Linked DNA regions of Homo sapiens: region 1 is linked to region 2. The links are chromatin contacts, found by Hi-C or POLR2A ChIA-PET in ENCODE. All regions are on one chromosome and are shown on one strand. The core of a region is the stretch at or near the end of the contact, and the rest is flanking DNA. Distances in the headings are between cores, read along the strand shown. Region 1 has its middle 140 kb from the start of LINC01787. Region 2 holds the start of LINC01760 (long intergenic non-protein coding RNA 1760).

Region 1 (6,416 bases), core at 88-2,587, 920 kb after region 2:
GAGGTTTGTTCAGAGGGCTGTTTAAAATGTGAAAAACACATGCTTTCCATCAGAGTGCAGAGCATCTTTAGTCTATGAAATAATAAATATTTAAAGCATTCTTTATATTTGGGCAGGGCTTGATGGGAAAGATGGTCAAATGCTATCCCTGAGAACTTCAGTCACAGAAAGGTAAAAAAGACTCAGGCAATTATCCAACGAGTTCCTGGTTAAACTGGGAAGAGGGCTCAGCTCTCCAGTTCTGATCTGGTCAGCTGACATCTTATTTCTGAAATGCAAACTGGTAGAACTGAAAGAAATGTCTGTATATTGTACACACATCTGAGATAAAATGAACAAATATACACCAAATTTCATTGTCTAGTCCCTTTATATCAGTATTTTTTTTTTGAATCGTGGTGGGACAAAGTGCAAAAGATCTTGTGAGCATCATTTTAACAATGGGCTAATGAGCGAGAGTTTTGCTGAACTTCCACTGGCAAACTGTAGAATTCCCTAGAAAACCACATGACAGGACTTAGTCATCCCGTGTTTCTATATTCTCTTTGCCCTGGCAAAATTAGATTCCTCAAGTCAACTTGATGCACCAAACAGAACTTTAAAGACATAAGCATCTCTGCACTTTTTAAATGAAAAATGTTTTGAGGAAGGTGAAAGGAAAGAATCATTGACCTTGATCATTTCTGAGCCAAGATGTCTGATTCCCAGCAAAAGCTGTTCAAGTGAGAGGAAATGTATGAAGAAAAGGAAATACATACTTCCTAATTCTACTGTAAAGTTTGTCTCTAAGTATCATGTCCCTAACAGATAAATACACCTTTAATGAAATTTTTTAATTCATTTTTTTTTTCTAAAGAGACAGAAAAAAGATCTGCTTTATTTTTCCCGTTTAAAGCTTTCACCATTGGGACGAATTCAAACTTATATTCTTCTTAGGATTCAATTGGCAATGTCTGATATGCTTTAGTTGACAAATCACTTCCATCTTTGTGATCTGTTTAATTCTCACAAAAACCTTTTAAGTTTGTTATCACCCTCTTTAACGGACGCAACAGCTAAAGTGCAAAGAAACTGAGTGATTAATTCATAGCCACTCGGTGGCATAAGCCAGATTCAAAGTTAGGTCCTCTTTCTCTAAATTCTACATACTTTCTTCTCCTCTGCATTTGCCTCTCATGCTACTGTCTCTTTTACAGCCTTTGAATGCTTCACAAATATATCTCAGCCCCACTTCATCTCTGAGCACCAGCCCGAAAGCCTAAAATGAAAAAGCAAACATGTCAGAATTAGAGATTCAAGTAAATGTTGAGCGATAGCACCAATTATTGGCAGCCCGCCCACACCTTTGAAATGCGAGCGATTCTTCAGTCTACACCCATGCCTCAGACAGGGGCTCTCGGGAAACTGGTGACTCATTCCATAATGAGTCTGGACAAATAGAAAGGCCCAGGAGGCACTTGCATATAATAATCAGGAGATATTGACTTCTTTTGAGGTCAAGAGCAAGATTTATTAACCTAAGAGATAAATATTGACTGAAATTTTGGATAGTTTCTCTTTTTCTTCTCAGAAACCTGGTAAATTACTCAGACTGCCACTCAGACACTTGGAAACAGAATTTTCCTCCAGTTTTATGTCCGTCTTTAGTTATAGACCTCCTAAGGGAGGAAAATCTTTGTACTATATTTTAGAGAGATATTTAAAATCCTGCTAATTATTGCTTCATTTTTATCTATTCTAAGACTCGCTGGCCAGAAGCCTTTTATTAAACAGTAACAGGTTTTCACGTCCTTGGGGCTTTTTTTCTATGGTCTTCAGTGTCTGGCTGTGAGTCCAAATTTCAATTCATCTCATGTGATAGCCTCTATTCTTTTCCTCTCTAGTTTTCTCTCATCCTTAAGAAATAGTTTGCCTCCCATGGAAACCCCTCCCAGGCCTTCAAATTGTGCAAGTGGGCCTTAGGAAAGTTGTGTTCCAAAAGCCCCTCATTGTGACACACTTATCACTAAGTCATAGCAAACCCTTTTTTCTTCTGATAAGTTACACACAGATGCCCCAGTCCAGAGGGTCTGTTCAAGTATCCAGGGGCCTCCCTGTCCCTTTGCCCTGTGGCTTGAAATGGTTTGAGTTTGTCTTCAGATGTTGGTCAGATTTATTTTCTTCTTTTTCTTGACGACACGGAACAATCACCCGAGATAACCTGCTTTCTTTTCAGACCTTTTTCCTTGATATTTCTTTTCTTGGAGTCATCTCCTTTCAGTAAAGTTGAAGGTATATCCTCACATTATATTAAAAGCTTCAAAACTGTAAATCTGCGAGGCTTCAAGAATGTACTCTCTTCATTTAAACGTACTCCTTTCTGATCAGAAAGATCAATAACTTCCACAGCATGTTTTTGCTAAGAATGAGTATGTTTAAGGCTCTTATCTCCTTGACTCGAATAAATTACTAAAAGTACTCATTCTAGTTACTTTGAAATACCATAGAAACATTTGTGGCATTAACACAGTGTATTACAGCTTTTGAAGTTTTATTACTTTTCGGTTCTTTTTTATTATATATTTAAACTGTAATCCCCTTTCTTTTCTTGAGATGATTGTGTTTGCCAAAGACCTGTATGGAAGAAGTTTGCCTTTCTTTAGAAGCATTTTCCTCCCACAGACTCATTCCTTCTGAGGTTGTTATGAATTTTTAATCACAGAAGATGTTACTACTATTATTTTCTAATTCTGAGAGTCACCCCTATGCTTTGACACCACTGGAGCACCTGCAAGGCACCAAATCCAGCATGCTGCCTAGGTAGCAGGTGGGAGGTCTTGATAGAAATGCTTAATTGAGATTTGACCATGACCCACTTTCTAGTGATAAGCAATATTTGAGTATGTGACAACTATACAGTGTCCTAAGATAGGCTGTAGGTTGCTTTTAGCTGGTATTTGCATAGCACTCCTTCTGGCTTTAATACATTACATTGTGCTTTTAGCCACCAAGGAAATGGGAGGGTACTGGCCATCAGCAGTGATGTGCTTAATGTGTCGTGCACAACTTGTGAATAGAGAATGACCCTGAGAATGAAAAGAGGCTGAATCTTAGCGATAAATTCACATAGGAATTTTTGCCTCAGAAATGAACTGGAGATAATCAACAGCAAGAAAGTCCTTGAAATTCAAGAGATCTAAAGAAGCTGAAAATTAATCAGCTGCCACAAGGTGGCGAAATCACATTGATGTCCTTCTTACTGCTCTATTTCCTCATAGAAACCTTTTAATGTCAACTATCTGAGGACAAAGGTGTCATTTCTACATTTAAATAAAAACCACTTATCACCAAGATTTACAAACCATTTCAGTGCATTCAGACAGCTTTCTGGGTATACTGGATAGTGTGTGAATAAGTAAGGTGACACTGCCAAATATAAAAAGCTAAAAGTACATTTTGTTTTCTCATAGCTACGTGTGAGAACCTGTGTTCTCCCCATATTTGATGTCCATTTGCTAAAGATTAAGAACAGAAAGAATTTAGGATATATTTTAGAGCATGTTGCAGAAATTCTGTGAAGTGCAGTTTGCTTTAGCTATAAGGTGGGTACATGAACAAAGATGCACATGCTTTTGTAAACATTTCAAGTGCCATCACAGAGAAAAAGGGCAGTGTCAGGATGCAGTGGCCCTGTATCCTGGGCTGCTGCTCACCAAAGCATGAACTCTGCTCTTATTGGTGTTTTCAAATCCCAACACATCCTTTTATATTTTTAGGGATTTTATTGAACACCAGCTGCCTCTTATTTTAACATATTTGATAACAATACTTCAAACTACTGTTGTGGTGATAAAATGAGTGAATTCATATAAACATAGCTGCTACTAGCCAGAAGCACATTTGGAGATTAGACAAAGATGCCTCTCAGGGTGCACACCTCCCTTCTCTAGGAGACAGAACATGGCAAGCAAAGCTTCCGCTAGATCTCAGCTCACGTGACCCTTTCCTGGCCATCCTGTTGCAGGGATCACTCTGTGCAATCGTATGTCCAGGGTCTGCATGTAAAGTACTTAAAATAATGCCTGGCACAAAGAAGATGAACCCTCTAAAAATCATCATCATCTTCATCATCATCATCATCATCACCAGCACATCCCTAGTGGCCTTGTCATTGTAGCCTTACTATGTCTAGTTTATTCTACAGGTGTGTGAGAAATATATCTATAGATATGGTAGCAGGGAGATACAATGCAGATTAAATAACTTTATAAACAAATATGCTGACCTGATGGTGAAAAGCACAATAAAAAATTATGAGTCAGAGTGGTGTGAAATCAAGACCGTAAAAAAAATAGAGAAGGTGTAAAGGGTAAGACCTTTTTACAATGGTAGATCCCCAGCCAACCCCCATTGTAACCCTCCCTTCCACCCTATCCCTACCTAGCCCAAGGCTTACTACAACTGGTACTAGGACTCAGCTACACATTTAAAGTAGGTCTTTTGCTTTATTTAGTGCTTTTTCAGACACCATTTCTGGGACCCAGTAGTACCACATGACTTCCTGGGTGATCACCTTTCTGCAGGGCCTCATGTCATCTCACCCAGACATCAATTTACAGTGACTACTGTACTCACTGGTAGATGGCCACCAGGTATCCCTGACTGTCATTAGGAGTGCATAAAGGACGACGGGCAAGGAACCAGTTAACAGAACCAGGCTCTGACAAACCTCAGGGTCTCAAGGCACCTCTTTATCAAAAGAGCATCGCTATTTACTTTAACTGTGGCATTAGGAGCAGTGGCAACAGTTTGTGTCGGAGCGAGTATGTAATATAGGTAAGGTGTCTGACCAGGACTCTTTCAGTCTAAATGAAACAAATACTAACACAGGAGAAGTGAAGAATGTGACAGTTTTGCTCTTACAGTTTACATCTTCTTCAGAAGACCTTGGCACACTTTTCAGAAGGTGAATAAAGGGTATTCATGCCATGTCATAGGCCACTCAACACAGAACTTCCATTTTACTGATTTATTCTCAGAATGCAGTTGCTGACAAAATGCACATTGATTATGAAAAATGAGGACTTCTAAAATATTGATAGAACTTTTTATGGGGGAGGGAATTAACTTAGAACTTAAAGCATGAATAATATGTTTTGATGATATAGCAATTAAGTCAGTTTTATTGTTTTGGAACTGTTAATTTTCTACTCATTCAAGGGAAAAGGAGGCCTTTGTTTTCTGAAATAAAAATTTTCAACTGTCAGGTTTTGTACCACAGGCCACAAGCCCTTTTGACATCAGCTTTTCGTGAGGCGCTTTTGAAGTAAATGTGTTATTAGTACAAGAAAATCATGACTATTGTAAACAAACAATAACTATTAGTTTTTCCTGCGTGTGTTTGACACATGGTTATGGAGCCATTGTAACACTAAGCCACTTGAAAAGTCATTGATCCAAAGCACAGCATTTTCAGGGCAGCTCTTGTAAATTCTTCCATAACAGAGTCATATTGGGTAGTTTATGACAAGCTCTGAAGCAGTCGCTGGTGGTAACTGGAAAACATACACAGGGCAAAAGCAGGAACATTCATATAGGGCCCAGCAGAAGTCAGAGCCCCATTCACAGGGACAGCTTGGGATTAATATGATGCTGTGCGGGGCAACCTCCCATAGGCATGCTGGGACCCTCATATCAGCCTAGGGAACAGCTGGGCGTTATTAATATGATACTCACTTGCCTTCCCTGGATGAAACAGCAGCTTGGAGAAGTTGATGGGATTGTAAAACTGGAGTGGGAGAGTCCCAGGATCTCTACTCCAAATTTAACAGCAGATCTGATCATCTGTTTTACACATGGGGCTTCTGAGAAAGACTATTTAAAGAAAGGGCCTCACTACTTTTTTAAAAAGCAACTTTTTTAAAAAAAATTGCTCTGATAGAAAGGGTTAGTGTTGGGAAACTGGAGAAAGGGAGATGAAGGAAGAATGAAACCAAGTTCAAACTAGAGGGTTGATTAATGCTGAGTCCTTTGGGCATCTTGCTGGAGAATAGGTGAGGGTGCGGGTGTGAAAGCCGCATCCTGGCAGCTTTGCTGCACCGCAGGATGAAATTAATTTAGATGATGAGGAACAGGAGTACAGAAACAAAGACAAAAATCTCTTTCTTGAATGGAACTTTTAATCTTAGATATAGCAAGATTAAAATGTGGATTATATATTTTATGTATTATTTTTTTCTTTGGTAGAGAAATTACTTTATTCCATTTGTTATGGTTAATTTTATGTGCCAAGGTAGCTAGGCTATGATGCCCAGCTGTTTGGCCAAATACTAGTCTAATGCTGTTCTGAAGGTATTTTTGTAAATGGGATTAACATTCACTACTGGTTGACATTCAGTGAAACATATTACCCTCCATAACGTAGGTGGGCTTCATCC
Region 2 (5,775 bases), core at 2,367-4,866:
TATTGCAAACACTGACATATTTTATCAGGTTAGAGGTTTTCCAAAGAATAGCATCTGAGTTTTCCTTTGCTGGGTACCAGCTTTCCCTAGAGACAGCTACCTCTGTATCTTTGGAATGGTTCTGTGTCACAAAAATGTGACACAGGATATCAATCCTGAAAACAAAACACTTCTGGTGAAAAATGGCAGAATAGATAATACTCCTCCTTTCTTAAAAAATAATAGTTTAATCAATAAGCATTTATTAAACATCTACCATGTGCCAGGCACACTTTTGGGGACATAAAGATGAATAACGGAGCTTCCCTGTCTCCAGGGAACTCAGAAATTTAATCAGGCAGAGAAGAGCACCATTAACTGACACAATGAGCTGTATGCTGCAACCTGATCTTTCCACAGGTCTCATCAGTCAACAACAACAACAACAACAACAAACAGTAATCATAGTTGACATTTATTGAACACTTAACTTTTTGACAGGCACCTCAGATGTATTTTGTAATTCAATCCACACAATAGTGCTCTGAGGGTTTTTTTGACAAGAAACTGGGCTTACAGCATTTGAATAACTTGCCTAAGGTTACACAGTGGAGTAAGGGTTCTCATGCCTGTTAAACCTAAAATATTACCTAAAATAATATACCTTGACCACTTGTTGCATTGGCACTGCTACCGTCCCCATCCCTGGCACCTTTGTCTCTCACTGGGCTCTGCAGTAGCCACCTGATAGACTTTCTGGCTGCCTCTTGGCCCTATGGTCCATCTTCCAAAGACTGGAAATCTACTCTTCTTTAGCTCCCAGGGTGGCCTTGTAAGAACATAAGTCAGATCACGTGCTCCCTGCTTGGAATTTTCCAGTGACTTCCCATTACATGCAGAACAGAATCCCAGCCCTTTTCCATGGGTTACAAGGCCCTGCAGAATTTGCCACCTTTCCCTGAACCCTTAAACTTCATCTCCTACTGTTCTCCCCCTAGCTTGTTTACAGTGCTTTAGACCGGGATCAGCACACTTCTCAGCACAGGGCCAGGTAAATATTTTAGGCTCTGCAGGCCATGCAGTCTCCCTTGCAGCTACTCAGCCCTGCTATTCTAGCATGAAAGCACCCATAGATAATAAATAAGCAGACGAGTGTGGCTATGTTCCAATAAAACTTTATTGACATAAACAGGCAGCAGGCTGGATTTGGCCTGTAGACTGGAGTTTGCTGATCCTTGTTGTAGATTTACTCTTTTTTCTTTTCATTCCTCCAATTTGCCAAGGCTTTCCAACCAGAGGGTTCACCTCAGATCTTCCCTGGGCTGCCTCTTCTGGCCACTGCATCCTCACTGTGAATGAGAGATTAACCCGGCTCCTCTATTTAAGTAGTTTGCTCTACTCATCTCCTGCATTATTACCTACTTTATTGTCTTCACAGCCTTTATCACATGAAACCTCTCATTAATGTATTTGCTTACTTGTTTATCAACTGTGTCTCCCTCTGTAAGGTGAACATCCTGTGAGGAGGACACTTTTTGCCTCGCTCACTGTGGTGTTTCTACCAACTAGAGCTGAGCCTATGGCATGAAAAAGGTGCTCAGGAAGTGTGTTCAGTTGAATGGAGAACAAGCCTGACTAACTCTAAAGCTTGTGCTTTCTATGATTTCCCAATATTCCTCTTCTGGAAGAATGAGCTCACACCAATGGTAATTTGAGGAATTTGTCACACTGGATTCATGAGGACCTGGCAAAGCTTCACCACCACGCACTTCTGGTCGACCCCAGGGAATTTCTCCCATGGGCATGTGAATAAGGCTGACGTCTGCCCCATGGTGTCCCGGAGTATTGACCTCTCATGCTGTTTATCACTGCCTTTGCTGACAAAGTCCCATGGCCACTGGGTATCATCACCTCCATCAGGCTTCTGTGTCACTTCTCCTGCATAGTCTGCACTCACTGAGCACCTTGAATGTCTTGAGACACCACCTGTGGGTGTCACAGAGACCACCTGGTGATGCCATTGCCCCTGCTGCCACCTCTATCTGAGCACCACTGCCTCTGTCATGTGCCCAAGCCTTCTGCTGGGACTACCCTTGCTTCCAGCCCCACCACGGTGCCACCACTTCAATGAGCTAAGCTGCTTCTAGTGGATGGTGGAGTTAGATGATCACCCTCTTTCAATTTTCTCTCAAATTAGTGATTCTGAATTAGTGTGGCTTGTGCTCCCAAATTGAATAATTTTAAACTTTTACTTACCACCATCTCTCTTCCTAAATGTAGTACCTGATGCTTACGTGAGGCTCATTGTGTGCCTGGCAGTGTGGGGAGAGATTTACATACATTAACTTGTGCAATGCTCACAACAGACCCATATTATTTTCATCTCCACTGAGGCCAGAGGGGTTAACTGACTCACTCAAGGCAACCAGCAAGCAACAGAACTTAGATCTGAATCCAGGCAACTGGCTTTAGATGCATGCTATTAATCACCCATCTACAAGGACCTAGACATGTGTCTATGGGGCTAGGCTTGGGATAGATGCAAGAAACTGATACCACACTCCAAAGCCCTATTTCACAGTTACCCTGGGGGTAACAAGCCTAGTCAGTTAAGTCTCTCAGTGCCATGTGATTCCTGGGTGCACACCACTGGCTTGCTAGATCTGTGTAATTACATCTGAACTGAGGCTGAAGCAAGGACTGTTCTCCCCAGACTCTTCTTCGAGTAAGGTGCTAAGGTAGACGCTTGAACTGTGTCTTTAACACAAAGGAGTCATGAACTATGTAGGGAAGGAAGTGAAATTTGAACTGCATCCTGAAAGATGACAGTGTTTTTGCCAGAGACTTTAGAAATGGACATAACCAGACCAAGGGGCTAGTGCAACCTATATTCCTTACAAGACAGAGAACAGGCCAAGGCATGGCAAGAGAGAAGGATGAGAAAGTAGAATGGGCTGGAATTTGAAGAGCCTTGATGCTAGGGAATTTGGACTTCATTATCTAGGCAAGAATAGGAGTGGGAAGGAGAGGCATCTAGTAACAGCTTTAACACGTGAAAGCTAGATATCAAAGAGCTCCCTGATATTCTTGTTGAGTGGAGGTTTTGAATCTATGGTTCAAAGGCTACTTGATGTCTCCTTGGTCTCTGGGTGGTCTGTGGACTCCCCTCTTATAATATTGATTGGGACAGGACTCTACCTTCATGGCTGTCATGTGAACTAATGATTGACAATGGCCCTTATCAAAATCAGTTCCATTTTCCTCATTCCTTGTAATAAAGTTTACCCTCTCTACATCTGTTCCCACCGCCTGCCCCAGCAGTAGTGGGAGGTGATTCCTGAGTGTTGTTATATTGGAGTGGCCCCAAGAAGTTCTAGAACTACTGCTCCAGAAGACCTCAGCCATGGAGATAATGTCACACCTGATTGTCTTGAATGGCTTTATCCAGGTTAGCCAGTCTTCTGAGCCCTAGGTCAAACCTCCCAGCCACCTCCCAGCTGGGATGATTACAAATGGACTCACCCTTAGTCTAGTAAGTTGCCTGGCAAGCGTGGTCATCTCTGATGACTTTGGAGACTGTCCAGTTTTCATGTCCACTAATTAGGCAGTTATTCACGCTTCATTTCACTTACTCAAAGGGCTCCCTTCCGATCGGAACACTTGTGAAGTTCTTCTGTGACTTCACGATGTTCCAGATGAAGTACGTCTTCTTCCCTTTTGGAATCAAATGCCCCTCTAGGATTGAGTCTCTTTTACCCAAACCACTTTTGAATCTTGTCAACTTTGTCTGTAAGAAACATTTAGACTTATCTTACTCTTATCAGTACAGAGGTCTTACTTCTTTGGCAAGCATATATAAAACTGTAGGGGAGAGCAGCCCAATCCATCTGTTTTATGTGCCCTCCCTACTTCACCTGCTTCTCCCCTAACCCTTGACCACCCCAGCTTGAGGACTAGAAAGTGAGGGGAGTGGAGAGTGATTCACAAGGTGCAAGGTTAGTGGATCCCACAGGAGAACAGCATATAGTTTCATGAGCCTTGTGAGGAATTAGAAAGAAACAATTAGTCTGAAGAAACATTCATCATTTTTATAACTTGTATCCTGTTTTTCCAGGGTTAATCCAGGCACATCAGTTTTTCTATTCCCATTATGTTCCAAGTTTTTAAAACATGAGACCCTTTTTTTTCAAAGGAAATTTTCAATGATTGCTCTATTAAACAGACAAAAGTGGGGCTGTGGTTGTTGAAGGAGGTGGTGGAGCCTGGGTATCATTCCTCCTAGCGCCCCTTTCCCTCATCCTTTAATACCCCCGCCCCCCATCAAAGGTAGGGCTCTGGGGAAATGAGGGTGGAAACTTCTGTTCTACCCAACCCATTGATTCTGACATTCACTCTGGGAGGTGCAGCTTGTATAAAAAATGATGTAAAGGAACATTTTAAGAATGACCTATTTTGTCTTAATGGTGAATAACTCTAGATTTCCCTGGAAATGGTGTGACTTCTTTAGGATAGTAGAAAGAACACCAAAACACAAAGGTTCTCAGAAACATCCTTCTCGAGAATATTCCTTGTCTTTTTCACTCCCAAAATTACTCTCGTAATGTATTGCATATGCAATACTCTTCCCACCAAATAGGGAAAATGATTCCTTTCTCAGCTCCAATTTTTGCTCTATTTTCAATGGTGGGGGTGGGAGTGGACACCAAATCACACAAAATATCTATCTCACAACCATATACAAGTAAAAGCCAACGTATCACCATTTTTAGCTGAATTCTAACCTTTTTGGGGAACTGGGAATATAAAATTTTGAAGTCACCCATATATTTAAAACTCAGAAGAGAAAACAAAGAACTTTACAGAAAGAAATTCAATAATAAAAATATACTTTACACAGTTATAATCAGTTCAGTTGGTGAAACACAGTTGAGGAGAAAAGAAAGGAAGGAAGGGAGTGAAGGGAAGGGAAGGCAGAGGGAACCTGAGATGTGGAGTGGCGGGAGCTTGGGAGATAGAGTGGCTGGCTGTTCCCGCACCACCGCACCCTTGGTTGTGTCCCTCATTTGTGGGCGATCCTCGCCTGGTGCTCAGCAGCACTCCAGTCCTGCCCTCGTGTGACCTGTGGAGCTGCTAGCGGCAACCCTCGCCATCTCAACTCACCTGAGGCGTTCCTTGACACCTTGGCTTCTTGGGAGGAGCCTTGTCAAAAAATGTCTACATCTTCTCTAGAGTGCCTTCTCCAGATCTGTTCTTTGCATTCAAGGGAAGTCCTTGTGCTGTGGTGCTTTTGGTCTTTTTGAAAAATGTTTTTCATGAATCAAAGGGAAAAGTAAAAATGAGAAATATTTGGTTCTTTTCTGGGGCTTTAATTTTTTTCCAAAAATTTTTTGAGTACTTTTTTTTCCTTTCTTTCTTTTTTTTTTTTTTCCCTTAAGAGCTCAGCTCTTGATGGAGAAGTGATTTTTCTAGGACAGTTTCCTAAACTTTAGTCATCTACATACCTCTTTCATGATCTTTGTTCTATCTGCATACCATCTGGTTTTTTTTCTCAATATTTTCTTTCTATCAATTTAAAATGGAATAATTTAGCCTTATTCTTGGATAAATTCTTATTATTTGATAAAACTGGTGAAATCACAAGTGTGTTATATTTTTTAAAAAACAGATAAATACTGGGGTATGGGCAACTAAAATGATCTTGCCAGTGACAAATCTTCACCATTTGGGAAATATCATTCGAGGAAATGGCCTGCTACTGGCTTATGACTTTGAATACAAACCTAGGGGCTGATACAA

What was found. A loop is a pair of places that touch in the nucleus more often than their neighbours do. ChIA-PET counts read pairs that join two places held with the same protein, here RNA polymerase II (POLR2A). Pooled maps may share reads with other maps.
Region 1: a map of prostate gland shows a loop between it and region 2 (3-fold over the local background). The contact joins the enhancer-like site here to the promoter of LINC01760 in region 2. A Hi-C loop is called at or near these places in 5 of 168 maps with a recorded cell type or tissue (Calu3, K562, MCF 10A and 2 more) and 9 of 50 pooled maps. POLR2A ChIA-PET finds 5 or more read pairs at or near these places in 1 of 52 experiments (HEK293).

What each region holds. Positions count from the first base shown.
Region 1 is chr1:96,233,130-96,239,545 of GRCh38, forward strand. No RefSeq gene overlaps it. Among named protein-coding and RNA genes, the nearest start is that of LINC01787, 140 kb to the right of the region's middle. Within about 2 kb of position 1,338, at least 2 of the 41 ENCODE cell types and tissues checked have a DNase peak (open chromatin) inside an H3K27ac peak, as active enhancers do.
Region 2 is chr1:95,314,647-95,320,421 of GRCh38, forward strand. It overlaps LINC01760 (long intergenic non-protein coding RNA 1760), which reads right to left and starts at 3,617. Exons shown (of 2, transcript NR_135588.1): 1 at 3,502-3,617. LOC105378864 (a long non-coding RNA gene) reads right to left here and starts at 3,337. Exons shown (of 3, transcript XR_947612.3): 1 at 3,265-3,337; 2 at 2,236-2,291; 3 at 1,142-1,328. It overlaps LOC105379825 (a long non-coding RNA gene), which reads left to right and starts at 3,701. Exons shown (of 2, transcript XR_001737799.2): 1 at 3,701-3,768.